Linked DNA regions of Mus musculus: region 2 is linked to region 1. A link is a contact called in ENCODE Hi-C or POLR2A ChIA-PET data. All regions are on one chromosome and are shown on one strand. Each heading gives the region's core, a stretch centred on a gene start or an enhancer-like site at or near the end of the contact. The rest is flanking DNA. Distances are from core to core; before and after follow the strand shown. Region 1 overlaps Niban1 (niban apoptosis regulator 1). Region 2 holds the start of 2810414N06Rik (RIKEN cDNA 2810414N06 gene).

The links. Hi-C counts contacts between places; a loop is a spot of excess contacts on that map. ChIA-PET counts read pairs that join two places held with the same protein, here RNA polymerase II (POLR2A).
Region 2: a map of T-helper 17 cell shows a loop between it and region 1 (2.3-fold over the local background). The contact joins the promoter of 2810414N06Rik here to the enhancer-like site in region 1. A Hi-C loop is called at or near these places in 1 of 37 maps with a recorded cell type or tissue (T-helper 17 cell). POLR2A ChIA-PET finds 5 or more read pairs at or near these places in 1 of 5 experiments (Patski).

What each region holds. Positions count from the first base shown.
Region 1 is chr1:151,690,469-151,697,144 of GRCm38, forward strand. Niban1 (niban apoptosis regulator 1) reads left to right here. Exons shown (of 14, transcript NM_022018.3): 7 at 5,222-5,326; 8 at 5,657-5,819. Among named protein-coding and RNA genes, the nearest start is that of Gm41969, 43 kb to the right of the region's middle. Within about 2 kb of position 2,623, at least 1 of the 3 ENCODE cell types and tissues checked has a DNase peak (open chromatin) inside an H3K27ac peak, as active enhancers do.
Region 2 is chr1:151,750,775-151,757,450 of GRCm38, forward strand. It overlaps 2810414N06Rik (RIKEN cDNA 2810414N06 gene), which reads right to left and starts at 4,244. Exons shown (of 2, transcript NR_151475.1): 1 at 4,069-4,244. It overlaps Edem3 (ER degradation enhancer, mannosidase alpha-like 3), which reads left to right and starts at 4,600. Exons shown (of 20, transcript NM_001039644.2): 1 at 4,600-4,953. The coding sequence starts at 4,793.

The DNA of each region.
Region 1 (6,676 bases), core at 1,373-3,872:
AATTGTGAATTGAACTCTGGTCCCCTTGAGGATCAGCCAGTGCTCCTAACCACTGAGCCATCTCTCCAGTCCCTCACTTAAAGTCTTAATCGTATGTCAGTTCACATTTCTTTCCACTGAAAACAAGAATTTAGTAGAACTTTTGTGGGGTTGAGTGTTTCAGTGTGTGTGTGTGTGTGTGTGTGTATGCTTTCTGTCTACTTTATCCTTTGGGCTAACATGCACTAAGTGCTACAGAAAGTGCAAAAGAGCTAAGTGACTCCTTTTATATTGCTCTCTTAGTAGTAATGACTCACACGAGTGTGGCAAGCTTTCGTGGTGATGGTTGTTTTAGGCAGAGGTCCAGGCAGAGCAGTGTCTCAGAATAAATTTCCTGGCAGGCTGTTTAGGTGAAAATGTTTGTATGCTTGGTAAAAGCATCAACGCATTTTCTACTTGTCAATATGAGCTACGAGCACTATCAGATGAACTCATGAGAAAAAAAAATCTGCAAAAATGTCAAGTAGCTGCAGGTATGAGGTATTTATTTGCCTTTAAATTAACCAGGCGGGTGGGAACATCTCGTCCTTCCCAGGCTGCTTGGTTCTAAGACCAGAAAACTTCCCTTGGTCTTGTCTATTCCTTCTAGACTGGTCTTTATTCAAGATATCTTGAATGGGGCCCTAGGTAGACACACTCACCTACAGTGTTTCAGTAACACAGGGCCCCGGGGCCAAGGGTCCAGTCAGACACAGGGCCTGCCTTTGGGAGGGGCATCCTTCCTCAGTCTTTTTTTTTTTTTTTTTTTTTTTGGTTTTTTGAGACAGGTTTTCTCTGTGTAGCCCTGGCTGTCCTGGAACTCACTCTGTAGACCAGGCTGGCCCCAAACTCAGAAATCCACCTGCCTCTGCCTCCCAAGTGCTGGGATTAAAGGCGTGCACCACCACCACCCGGCTTAAAATGTGTAGCCCAGGCTGGCCTCGAACTCGTGATCCTCCTGCTTCTGCCTCCTTCAGCAAATCCTACCGGCGTGTGCCACCACTACAGGCCCTTCCTCAGTCTTACCCCTTCTTACAGCTTCTAGTCTGAGAAGAAGCACAGTGCTCTGCCCTTAGGGCATAGTGTGACTTCAGTGAGTGTGCTCTGTTGGTTTGGGTTTTGTTGTTGTTTTGAGGGACAGGGTCTCAGCGTGTAGCTCAGGCTAGCCCTAAGGTATTGGCTTGTAGCTCAGGCTAGCTTCAAGCTCTTACCTTACCTCCCTCGGTTTCCTTAATCATATATGAGATATGCAGCACCAAACCCTGCTTGGTTTGTTCATTTTGATCAATCTGATGACATCTTTGGTTTCTTATGTGTGTGAGGAAATCCTTCACTCCACAGCCCAGCAGTTAAATTTTCTCACCATCTCTTCTCACCTTTTTAAAATGCAAAATTATAAAAATGATGTTTGAGGGTCTTTATGGTATAACTCAGTAAATTCTGTTTGATGGGGAGTTAATAGAACCTTCTTATTTAATTAATTAATTAATTAATTAATTTGATTAGCTACTTTCCCTCAAAAAGCCCACAGGCTTCTCTCTTGCTTATGGAGAGCTGGCCATGGTGGGTCGCCCAGAGTGGGCAGGCAAGGGACGAAGCGGTGTCAGGATGGGAGGAAGCTGAATTAAGAGGATGAGGAAGGTGGTGTTAGCATGAGATGGCATGGTACCCCAGGCTCTGCCAGCCTCGGGCCTCTTCCCAACCCCTACCCACCCCCCTCGGAGCCTCTCTTCCCCCTCTCTCTTTCTTTCCCAGACATATTTTCTTTTCAAGTTCCCAAGCTGTAAAATAGAAGCAAATTTCTTGGAACGTCATGTGGGAAAGAGCAGAGGCAAACTGCAAGCCCACCCAGATGGGATGTTGGTTTTCTTTGGCCTTTGTGTGTAACATTTGGGTCTTCTCACATTTATTCACACTCATGCTCAAAATCAATCCAGTCTCTGCAGAAGGACAGATGAGCAGAACTGTGACTCTTGACTTCAAGGCTTTTCAACCAGGACAGCATTTCCCATTTTTCTTTGCTTTAGTCTCCATCCGTCTTAGCTCTCTCTCTCCTCACACCATACTTGATAGGTCTTGGGCATAGGTTCCAGCAAAAACTCACTCACCTGGGCAGGAGTGACCTGGGGACGATTAATTACTCACTGAATCAAATGGCTGAACCTGCTGAGTTCCAATATGTTTGCCTACATCAAGTTTCTTATGAGATCCTGAGAAAACGGTGATTTTTTTTCCATTTTTTATTAGGTATTTAGCTCATTTACATTTCCAATGCTATACCAAAAGTCCCCCATACCCACCCACTCCCCCTTTTTGGCCCTGGCGTTCCCCTGTACTGGGGCATCATCGCTTAATGGTCCACAGAGAGTGACTCAGAAAGGAAACACAAGTCCATCTGCGAGTTTTCAAGGCCTATGAACATCTTGCCTCTGTTATTTTCATCACTTGAGGTAGATCCACATTGTAGCAGATGGGAGCCCTTCAGCTGTACTGAGCCTAGCAGCTCCTTTCCCAGGAGCCCAGGGAACCAGGGACCCAGCCCGCTTGTCCTTTCCAGCCTCAGAGCATTCCAGTTCAGTCCAGCTAGAGCGTCACACCCTGCCATAATGGAGCCCTGGAGAAGGGCCAAGGTCAGTGAGCTTGTGAGGGTTTCCACGGATGTGGCTGACCAGTGAGCTCAGAGAGAGCTTCCTTGTAGCCCGAAGTATAATTTGAACTTTTATGAGAAGGAGGTCAGATGTTTTGGATAAATATTACTTCAGCTTCACAGACCCGATGTCTCTAGTGACGGTCTGCTCTGCTGCCTGCTGACATTCTCGACGGTGCCCCTGCCTTGTTGCAGACCTCAGTCTGCAGCCTGCTGTTGCTGCTGAGCTGTGATCCTCAGAAGACCCCAGGTTAAGTGAATCAGAGCAGCAGAGCTACCCCAAGTCACGCCTGAGAGCAGAGAAGGAAGGGTGGGGACTACGCTGAACCTGTAGATAGACTACTGCTCAGATGCAAGGGAACATGAGCATTGATCAGCACAAAGTTTTAGAATGGATTTGGGAACACTCCTACAGTGTACTCTGAAAACTTTCCATGTCCCTTTAAGTCTGCTTAGCCCACAAGTGTCACTTTGTTTTTTGTTTTTTGTTTTTTGTTTTTTTTTATTTAAAGATTCTATTTATTTATTTATTCATTTTACATATGACAAGCACACTGTAGCTGTCTTCATAGACACCAGAAGGTGGCATCAGACCCGATTACAGATGGTTGTGAGCCACCATGTGGTTGCTGGGATTTGAACTCAGGACCTGTGGAAGAGCAGTCAGTGCTCTTAACCACTGAGCCATCTCTCTAGCCCATCACTTTGTTTCATAGTATTTGGTGCTAATTTATCTTTAAATTGTTTGCCTAAGCAGGGTCCAGGTTTCTTAATGATACTTTTCATAGATAGGATATTCCAGCCAGTACATGGGTCATTAACAACCTTCTAGCTGCCTTCTTCAGTGCATGGCTGCAGGAGAAGGCTGCTGTAAAACACAATGTTGTCTTCATTCTATCCGCGGGGAGTGTTTGGAGTAAAGGTTGGCACTTCACCGTTGGCATGCTACTGAAGACATTTTCACCAGCCGACTTTGGCTTTCAGATGCAGCCGGGCAATGCCAGAATTATCTATCTGATGATGTGTAGCTGAGAAAAGGGGCCACTTGCTCTCTTAAGGGACTCTGTCCTTAGGGCACAGCTGGAACATTGGCATACCAGTAGCCAGCTTTTGGGGCTGGTGCACGGGGGGGGGGGGGGTGTCAGGTTCTAACAGATCTCTGGGCTTAATGACATTAAATACAGAAAACAGAGTGAGAGAGTGGCTTTTTAAAAACAGTGCCATAGGCATTAGCCCAGGTGACTGTGTGTCCCTGGAAGGAAACCCTTCTCCTGGGAGCCAAGAGATAGTCCTCTTAAAGTATAAGGCAAAAATAGCTCTCCCACAGCAATCCAGCCTAGGAGATGTTGATTAATGACATATGTCCCTCCCCTTTAAAACACAGTGAAACAATGAAATCTTCTGTTGCTTAACAATGTAAGTTCGTAAGTGTTAAAAACACGTAACACAATTCTGCAGCTTTGTCTTGGTTGTGTTTTGTTTTTGAGACAGGATCTCACCATGTAGCTCACACTGGCCCAGGGATGCTCGATCCCCCTGATTCAACCTCTTAAGTATTTGGGATTATAGGCAGGTACAATCTCATCCAGAAAAATTGTGCATTTTTATAAAACTTGTTTAAAGAATAATATTTCAAAGTAGGCAGTCATATTCTCTCTCTCTCCCTCTTTCTCTCTCCCTCCCTCCCTCCTTCCCTGTCTCCCTCCCTCCCTCCCTCCCTCTCTCCTGGAAGCATCAACAATACCTTCAGTTTTCTGTGCCTGGTTTGTTTTGGAATCTCTGTTTCCTGCCCTTGCCAGCATCTCCTTGGCCCTTTGGTACCTTCTCTTCCTTCTTTACAGGGACCCTGTTAGACTTGATATCTTTGGAGGAGGTTTAGCTAACCACCCTGAACTTTGTCCTTTACCTTGGTTTTACCTCCAGCCCTTTTCTTAGGCACAGAAGCAATGATAGAAGACACAGTGCTGGGTGGGGCAGTACACTAAGGGCTTGGAGTGGTCTCTTATCTCTTTACTTTGTTGCTCCATCCTTTTTGTAACCATCAGAGGATGAAGGGAATGCTCGGGAATACTTGGAGTAAGGAGATTGAGGCATGCAGAGGCTTGAGAAAGAATGGCAGTCTTAGGACCACAGACCAGGCTCAAGCCATCATGTCCAAACTTGATGCTCCTGTTTAAGGATACCTTATCTGCCACTGAAAGCCACCCTCTCATTCTACTAAACACAAGGAATCTTGTTAGCGTGAACACGAAGAGCTTGGATTTAGGAAATAGTTCCTGCCATTGAGATAACAGTAGTAGAACATGTCGGCAGACACATCTGTTCCCCGTGAATATGAAGAATATTTACCTTTGAGTTTGAGGAAAGATTTTATACGGTTATCATATGCACAGCCATGAGTTCCATCTCCGACATCAGCATCAAGGTCTCTCCTCCTCATCCCCCCAACCTCTGCCTACTTCAGAGCCCATGGAGCCCAGGACACGGACGCTGTCGTGAGACCTCGAGCCGGCCATCCTCCGCTGATGCTCTGCCCGCTTCTCCTTTACTCTGCAGGTCCTGAGTAAGCTGGTGATGGAGGAGCTCCTGCCGACCCTCCAGACTGACCTGCTGCCTAAACTGAAGGGGAAGAAGAATGACAGAAAGAGGGCCTGGTTTGGAGTAAGTTACAATGTTACTTTGTAACTGTGTATCAAAATGAATGTTCTCATCTCTTTACTTTTTCCTTTTTCTTTATTTCTTTTCTTGGTGGTGGTGATGGTGGTGGGGGAATTTGGTGTTGTTTTAAAATAATTCCTTTCCTTCCTAGGTAAAAGAGTGTCAGCTTTGAACCTGCTCAATCTCACTGGCATAATAACTAATCTAAACAGAGTCGTTCTTACAATTTGAGCATGTGCTCAGCTCTGTTTTATGTGAGAGTCTGTGGTAGGCTGGCCTCCCTCCCTTCTGGAACTCCTTCAGTCATAGATGATGCACTGTTCTGTGTTTCAGCTCCTGGAGGAAGCCTACAATCTGGTTCAGCACCAAGTTTCAGAAGGATTAAATGCCTTGAAGGAGGAGTGCAGAGCTCTGACAAAGGACCTGGAAGGGACCATCCGCTCAGACATGGATCAGATTGTGACCTCAAAGAACTTTCTAACTGGGAAGATCCGAGGTTGGTGGAATGACCCCTTACTGCTCCCAACAAATAAGCTGTCCACTGAGAGATTCATACATAGAGAGGATGTGCTGAGCCTCTGTATCCATGGGTCTCATATCTGTGGATTCCACCAACCACAGATCAAAATGCACAAGGAAGGGAAAAAAAAAAAAAAACGTTTGCAATGATCAGGTTCAGGCTTCTCTGTTATTCCCTAAACAATACAGTATGGCTATTATGTCCCATCTATATTGTATTCAGTATAATAAGTAAACTATTTAATGTCTTAAGTAATAGGAGGTATATAGTTGGGTGTGCACTGGTTCCATGAAAAAGCAGTAATTTTAGTGTCTCAGGATTTTGGCCTCCTCTGGGATGGGGTTGAGAGGACTCTCAGAACCAATTGCCCTCAGATAGTATATCTAGTTTCCGAAGAGAATTAAGCTGAGGGAATTGAGGGGAGAAAGTAGTAGTGGTTGTAGAAGGAGAATGCTGTAGCATTGTTAAGGCCTTCGTTTTACCCTGGATGTGTTGTAGACTCAAGGTAGCAGGAACCTTGCTTCCTGCATTGTGGTGTGCCTGTGTATCGTGTTGAAGAATGAGGTTTTCTTTGATAGAAAGCCTGCAGTTTTGGCTTAGGGTCAGTAAATCTGAATAAGTTAATCAGTCATAAGTTAGTGTTCCTATTAACCAGTCAGGTGTATTTGAGGCCGTCACTGGCTTCTATTTGCCTTAGTCTCCAAATCTGAAGTTGGTAAACTACAGTCCTCAAGCCCGATCTGGCCCCGCTAGATTTTGTAGATGATGTCGTTTTGAACACAGCCATGCTCATTCATGAGTTCATAGTCTAAGCTGCTCTGTGCTCCTGCGTT
Region 2 (6,676 bases), core at 2,994-5,493, 62 kb after region 1:
AACTGTACAGTCTCCAACCCCTCTTACAACTCAAAATGCCTTACAGGCGAGGTCACATTTTCTGAGGAAGGAAAGGTACCAGACATTTGTACATGCGCACATTCACTCCAAAACAGGGATGAGGCTTACACAAGGTATCTATGGCAGAATCTGTGGTCCCCCGAGTAGCACGGAGGCCCAGGAGGGTTAGTATTTAGGATAGGGAGACTGCTGTCAGTAGAACAAGGTAATGGGTAAGATCTGTGGTAGAGATTAGACTCAGGACTGTGGGCACCTCCACCCACCCAGGGTTCCTACTTTCATAATGGCAGCTTTCCCATTCTAGTCCATAGTAATGATAAATATCAATAACTACTATTTAGTGAGCTGTTCTCAATTTTTCTACATATTGTGAACACACATTATTTTGTTATCTTCACAGCAGCCCTAGAAAGTACAGATGCCAAGTCACGAGCACTTCCCAAAGTGCTGTGAATTCAGCCTTATTTTACAAGCAGAAATGCCGAGACACAAAGAATTTTAATAGTTGGCTTATGTGAACAAAACTAGAAATAGTAGAGCAATGGCTCAGAACTATTGTTCTTGGCCTCTATGATGCAGGAGCCTGAAGCTATTGACCAGTTGTGACTTAAGACCTGTGGCTACTCTAAACCGGTGAGAACCATGTGGGTGGTGTAAAATGAGCCTATAAGCCCTAAGGAAGAGCAATGAAAACTGGGCCTCACCTCTGATAAAGAGAGGCCATGGAAAATGGCTACTAAAAGAACAAATGTTTCCATTTTGTGTCATTACAAATGATACTAAAAGAGCAAATGATACATCTTGTATCATTACAAATGATACAGGAGCCTTACTTGGTGTCAACTAAGTGGTGAGAGCCATCTGAAGTGTTCTGAAGGTCTCAAATCATTGGTGACAGTGACTCATCTGAATTCCTCATTCCTTTCTGGAGTTTGGATGAGACAGTCAGCCACTCCAGGAGACAACCCATAATATTTACTCAGTACTTTTCCTAAAATATACCTTCTGGAACCTTAAAGTCCCAGAATGTAAATGCAGAATAAACGTTGCCTTGATTTAATACACAGACTTGAGTTCACAAGAAGAAAAGTGTCCTGTAAATTCCACATTATCAACTGATGGGAATATTGAAAGGAGAAGGATGGGAAGTCATTTGAGGAATGCTACAATAGCCACTTCCAAATCCTATTTTAGGAATACGAGACCCGTAGAATTAAAGACTATAGGGGCAACTGCTGTTCTGTGATCAGCCTCGTTCAGCTGCTCTCAGTCTCCCGGGACTCTCCTTGAGTCCTAAGAGAACTGATGTGGAGCCTCTCCCTGGTGTCCATATGTTTTCTACCCACAATCCTTCGTAGCCTCTGACACATCCAGGCAGGAAAGGGAACATATATATTTGCGTAAGATACAAGGCTGTGTAAACAAACTCTTAGCCAGTTAAAGGGCACCACTTTATAAACTGCCCTTATTAATTTTAATGGGCTCTACACATCTAAAAAACTGTTTTACATTCTTTAAAAAGCCCGTCTCTCTTATTCCCCTTGGGTGCTTTCCACTAATATTGGTTTTTTTTTTTTTCTGTACAACTCCAAGCTCTCCAAATTAACTTCCATATCATTTAAAAAGATTACTCATGTATAAGTTTGAAAACTAACAAATGAAAAATTTCCCAGGAGTCCATAAATTGGCAATTAGCTAATAATTCCTATTCCCATTAATGGGTTAAAATGGGATCTACTTTGAAATGTACTTTTGTGAATGTGTTTCCATACTGAATATGAATCTCCAGCTTAGAAATGTTAACTCCCAATTCCTTTTAGGTCACACCAGATTTTCCTATTTCGGATTTTGCAGAGGTTAGTGAAACATGGACTCAACTATTGGCTAGAAGTTGAATCACAGTGGGGAGGAAAAGACGCTTATTATTCAGGGAGTCAACAAGGAAGGTGTCCTGCCTACTTATGACAGCCTTTAAAACTTCAGTGTTAGCTGGGAGACAAGCAAAAATGCAGAAAGATAAACACTGAGGCCAGGACTTCCTTTTCAGTTCGTTGTTTCTTTAACAAGATCACTACTGTCTTATTGAGACCCAAAGACTCAGAAGTCTTTATGATTAGAACATCAAGAAGTCTAATAATAAATAGTAATAATGATAACGATCATAATATTAAAATCAACCTAGTTATTGCCAATAAGTTCCTTCAAATAACTGACTTGAAAATACATCTGAAAGTCATTAGGTATTTTTCTACTGTCTTTGTTCTTCGTTTTCAAATACTAGCTGATTGGTGTTGAACTTTGGCTTGTCCTGTTCTCTATGCCACATCCACACCAACTCAAAGGTATTTATTTACTTAGCTAACTTCGTCATTAAGGCTGCCAACAAGGATCCGGGATGGCAGCAATGCAGGATTGCAGGTTTGTAAAAGGGATAAACATCATTCAGAAATGAGCTCATGTGTACAGTATTCATATGATTACAGGGAAAGGTCATATTATTCTCACTTTATAGTGAGGAAACTGAAGGAATAAGAAATCAACACTTCTTGAACATGTCTAGTGGGGGAGACACAGCACTAGGCCTTTTAGAATAATCTGGTTATTTAGAAACAAGCTGGTTAATACCCCTCAAACGATCAAAATCTAGTGGATGTAAAAATGCACTAATAGAGACACAGAGTACTGTGGAAGAACAGGAAGGAGAGTGGTTTGAACACTTTCTGCAAGGTTTAGAACTGTTTTGTGGTGATGGAATCTAAGCCAAGTCTTAATGGTTTGTGGGCGTGGGGCAAAGATTACAGAATAACAGAGGAGATAGAAGAGCAAAGATAAAGAAAGGAAAAGAGTGTGAGAATTTACTTCGTAGTCGAATAGAACTTGAGGGCAGGGGCAGATCGAAGGCAGAGGGAGGAGGAATTCAGAGGGTTTGCAAATCGAAGCTTACTCTGTGGCAGTGTAGAGGAGACTAGGACGTTGCAACTGTTCAGCAAAGAGATAATGAGAGCTGGAACTAGGAAAATGTGGACTAGAAAGGCAATGGTCTGAAAGATAGTAGCGATAAGGATCTGGGTGATTTACCCACTGGTTGGACACTAGGAAAGAAGAGGGTGAGTAAACAGGTCTGAAGCATTAAATAATTTTACACTTGAGTTTCTCTTGGACCAGACAGAAAGGAAATTGAATGTAAGGCCAATGATCAGGACAGATATAAATCTAGAAATCAATCCGAGCAACAAGGTGACTTAATCCGTGTCAGAAATCACTAAAGCGAAACCCGGAGAGTACAAAGAAGCAAAGGAGTCGAAACAGAACCTTCAGGAAACACCTGCGTTTTTGAAAGAGGAGAGAAGGAAGAAAGGTTATTTTGTAACCCGGATGGTCAGAGAGATAAGACTTAAGTGGTGAGGCATTAAAAGCAAGAGGTTTCAGATAGCTCGATATTGCTGAACGGACAAATACGAAATTTACTGTGGCCACAGAGGTCACATCCAAGCTCCTCAACTCTGCCGCCACCTGCTGAAGTGGCACAAAAGAAAGACATGTGCTTTTGCAAGAGAAACCCACCTGTCATTTTACCCACAGTTAGCCTGCCAATCAGCCATTGCAACTCATTACAACATCTAGTCTTCACTAAATTAAAAAAAAAAAATCACTTTTGCATTGTACACTTCTTTCCTTCATGGGCTTTTAAGATAACTATTATTAATCACGTTCTTAGCTTTGCTTGGCCTCCTTCATTTTGAGTGTCCTGCTTAGTTGCTGGGGTACTGAATTAGAGGAGTAATTCAGGAGTTAGATTAGTGTTTGCTAACTTCTTCCAAGCCTTTGTGCAAAAGTTCAAGCTACGTGTGCAAAAGTAGAAGGACGATATATACATATTAGAGTTGTGTATATGCGCTAATGAAAGTAAAACTCTCACATGGTCGTCAAAGGTTCGAGTCATTTAGCTGTTGTTCATTTCCTAGTTTTTGTTTTGTTTTGTTTTGTTGTCATTTTCTCGAGGGCAGAAGAATATTTTCACTGTTCACCCAGGCATTCGGTACCGACCTGGGGGCAAGTCTCATTCTGTCAGCTCTCAGGAAAAAAAAAAAATCTTCAGGAAGAGAATGGCAAAGCACTCACGAGTCTCAAGGACTGGGCAGCCCACCGACGAGGTAGGGTTGGCCAAAGGTCTTGCGGAACACAGAACGCCTGGAACCTGCGTGGCCTTTACAGAATAGGACTACAAGTCCCAGAACGCAGGGCGCTACTAGGCAGAAATCTAGCAAGGCGCCTGCGCGTAGGTCTGTAGTCAAGCTGGAGGAAGCGGTGCACCTTGGGACTAGTAGTTCCTAGGTGGCAACTCCTGGGGTCGGAGGTGGATCGAAGGGACAGCTCCCTGCCCAGTCCCGCCTTTTGTCCACGTCCCGCTTCTCTGGGCCAATGCTAGGTCCTGTAGCTGCGGCCAGCCCCTCTCCGAGGCTGTCTCCATTGGTCCCGAGGCTATCTCACTTCGGCTCTACCCGGAAGTAGCCTTGGAGAGGCGGTTTCCTAGACTACGACACCGGAAAGCTGGGGGCGGTGCTCCGAGCCGTGGAGGGCGGAGGGTGGTGGCAGCGCTGGCGCTGGGGGACCGGCTCGGTGACTTCGGCAAACAGTTTGGCGCCGGCGGCCGCCAGCCTCACTCCACAGTCCGCCCTCGACACGGCTCGCAGCCTCCTCGCCGCCGGCAGCCCGCAATGTGGCCCACCGTGCCGGTGTAGCAGCTGCGCGTGCGCGGAACCGCGGGGCCATGAGCAAAGCCGGCGGCTGCCGGGGCTGTGGGTGCCGGGTCCCCCAGCGAGCGTCATGGAGCCTGGTGGCAGCGACGGCCGCGCTCTGTCTGGTGTTGGCCACGTCCGTGTGCACGGCAGGGGCCGCGCCCATGAGTAGGGAAGAGAAGCAGAAGCTTGGGTAAGGGTGCGTGGCTGTCCGGGTGGGTTTCCTCGCGCGGCTGCCAGCAGTGGAGGTGCCTGTCATTGCGCCCCCGGCGCACTGTGGACTTTTTCTGTGGTGACTGTAACAGCTGGTGAGGCTGGAGGACCTCGGTGCGGTGGACGGGGTCCAGGACGATGGGAGCTGATCCCCGGGATGTGACCTCGGGGGCTGTCGAGTGTCTCCTGGGCAGCCTGTGACATATGTAGTGTTGTGTCAGCGCCTCTGCCATGTCAGGGGCTGGTGGAGGGGCTACCGCCTGGGTGGCGGAGGCAGGGTTGGATGTCTCACCCAAGTGAGCTCCCAGCGGGAAAATGTTGCGGTGCTTACACCTGTTAAAGGAAAAGGGGCGTTCACCGGAACTTGAACTTTTCAGACTTCACTATCCCCCTTGCTGTGTTTTCTTTCCTAAATGGCACTTGTGAGCTAGAGCAGGCGATTTGATGCTATTCAGAGGCCTCGATTAAGTGTACCCCCTTAGAGTAGTTTTATGAGGCTTAAAAGTGTTCCAAAACACTATTTATAGCATTTAATCCAGTAATTCGAATACATCCGAAGTGGCACAAGTGACTAAGAACGAAGTGGAGAATCTCTGGATTTTGGCAAAACCGTGAAGTTAAGTGAGAGGAGAGGAAATGTGTGCCTGTCAGTAGCACGGCGAGTTGACTGCGAAAGATGCTTATTAAAACAGTGAAGTGGGTGGGTTTTGCTTGTCTGGTAGGTTAGCACAGAACACTAGAATGCACTGCTGATTAGTGAAGAGGTGAGAAAACTGGTGGGGATGTAAACCACGTGACTTATTGACACCAACTCCAGAATTTTAAATTGTGCTTGCTCTTTGATTCATTTCTTTCTCTGGAGAATCTATCCTACAGAAGTAAAGACACAATTAGAGATAAGTGTATAAAGGGGTGCATTTTGACAGAACAGAACAGGCTGGGGGGGGGTGTCATACATTTAGAAAGAGTTCTGTACTAAAGCAAGTTGTAGGTTAATATATAAATAGAAAGCATATTATTTTATAAGAAAAAATAGTTGCCTGAACTCAGGAAAAAATAACAGGTAACTTATCCCACAAAGGGAGGTGGAGCCATTAGGTTCTGACGTAGATACTTCTTTACTTCCGCCATTGCAAAAGAACTATACTAATTTTTAAATCACAGAGCAAATAAAAATGTGAGTAAAAGAAGATGAAGTGTTATCTATTCAAACAAAATTACCAGTGAATTCTAGACTCTTGCCTTTTCCTTTATAAGTTTAATGTATTATTTTGTGACATTTTAATGATGTTCCCACTTTGTTGGCATTTAACTCATGCCATCTCTAAAACTGTTATTCCATCGCGAGGTGGATGCTATCTCCACTGTGCAAATGAGGACATTGAGATTCAGGGTTAACTTGCTCAGAGTCTCAAAGCGGGTCAGGTTTGTGGTTTTTGGTTACATTTATATTTTTAACCTATGTCTGATCTCACAGTTCACAGTCTGTACAGTGCTGTACTTCCTTAAGATTTGGGGGAGGGGAAGTATTTCTATTATGGCTGCAAATATTTTCTTTGACATTCTTATTAAAATTTCTATATGAGTCATTGACTTGCCAGCCCCAGGTTCAGTCTCAAAAAAACCAAGCTGTACCCCCTGCGCCCGCCCTCTCCACCCCACCCCCCTCCAACCCTCCCATTCCACCCTCCACCCCTCCCCCC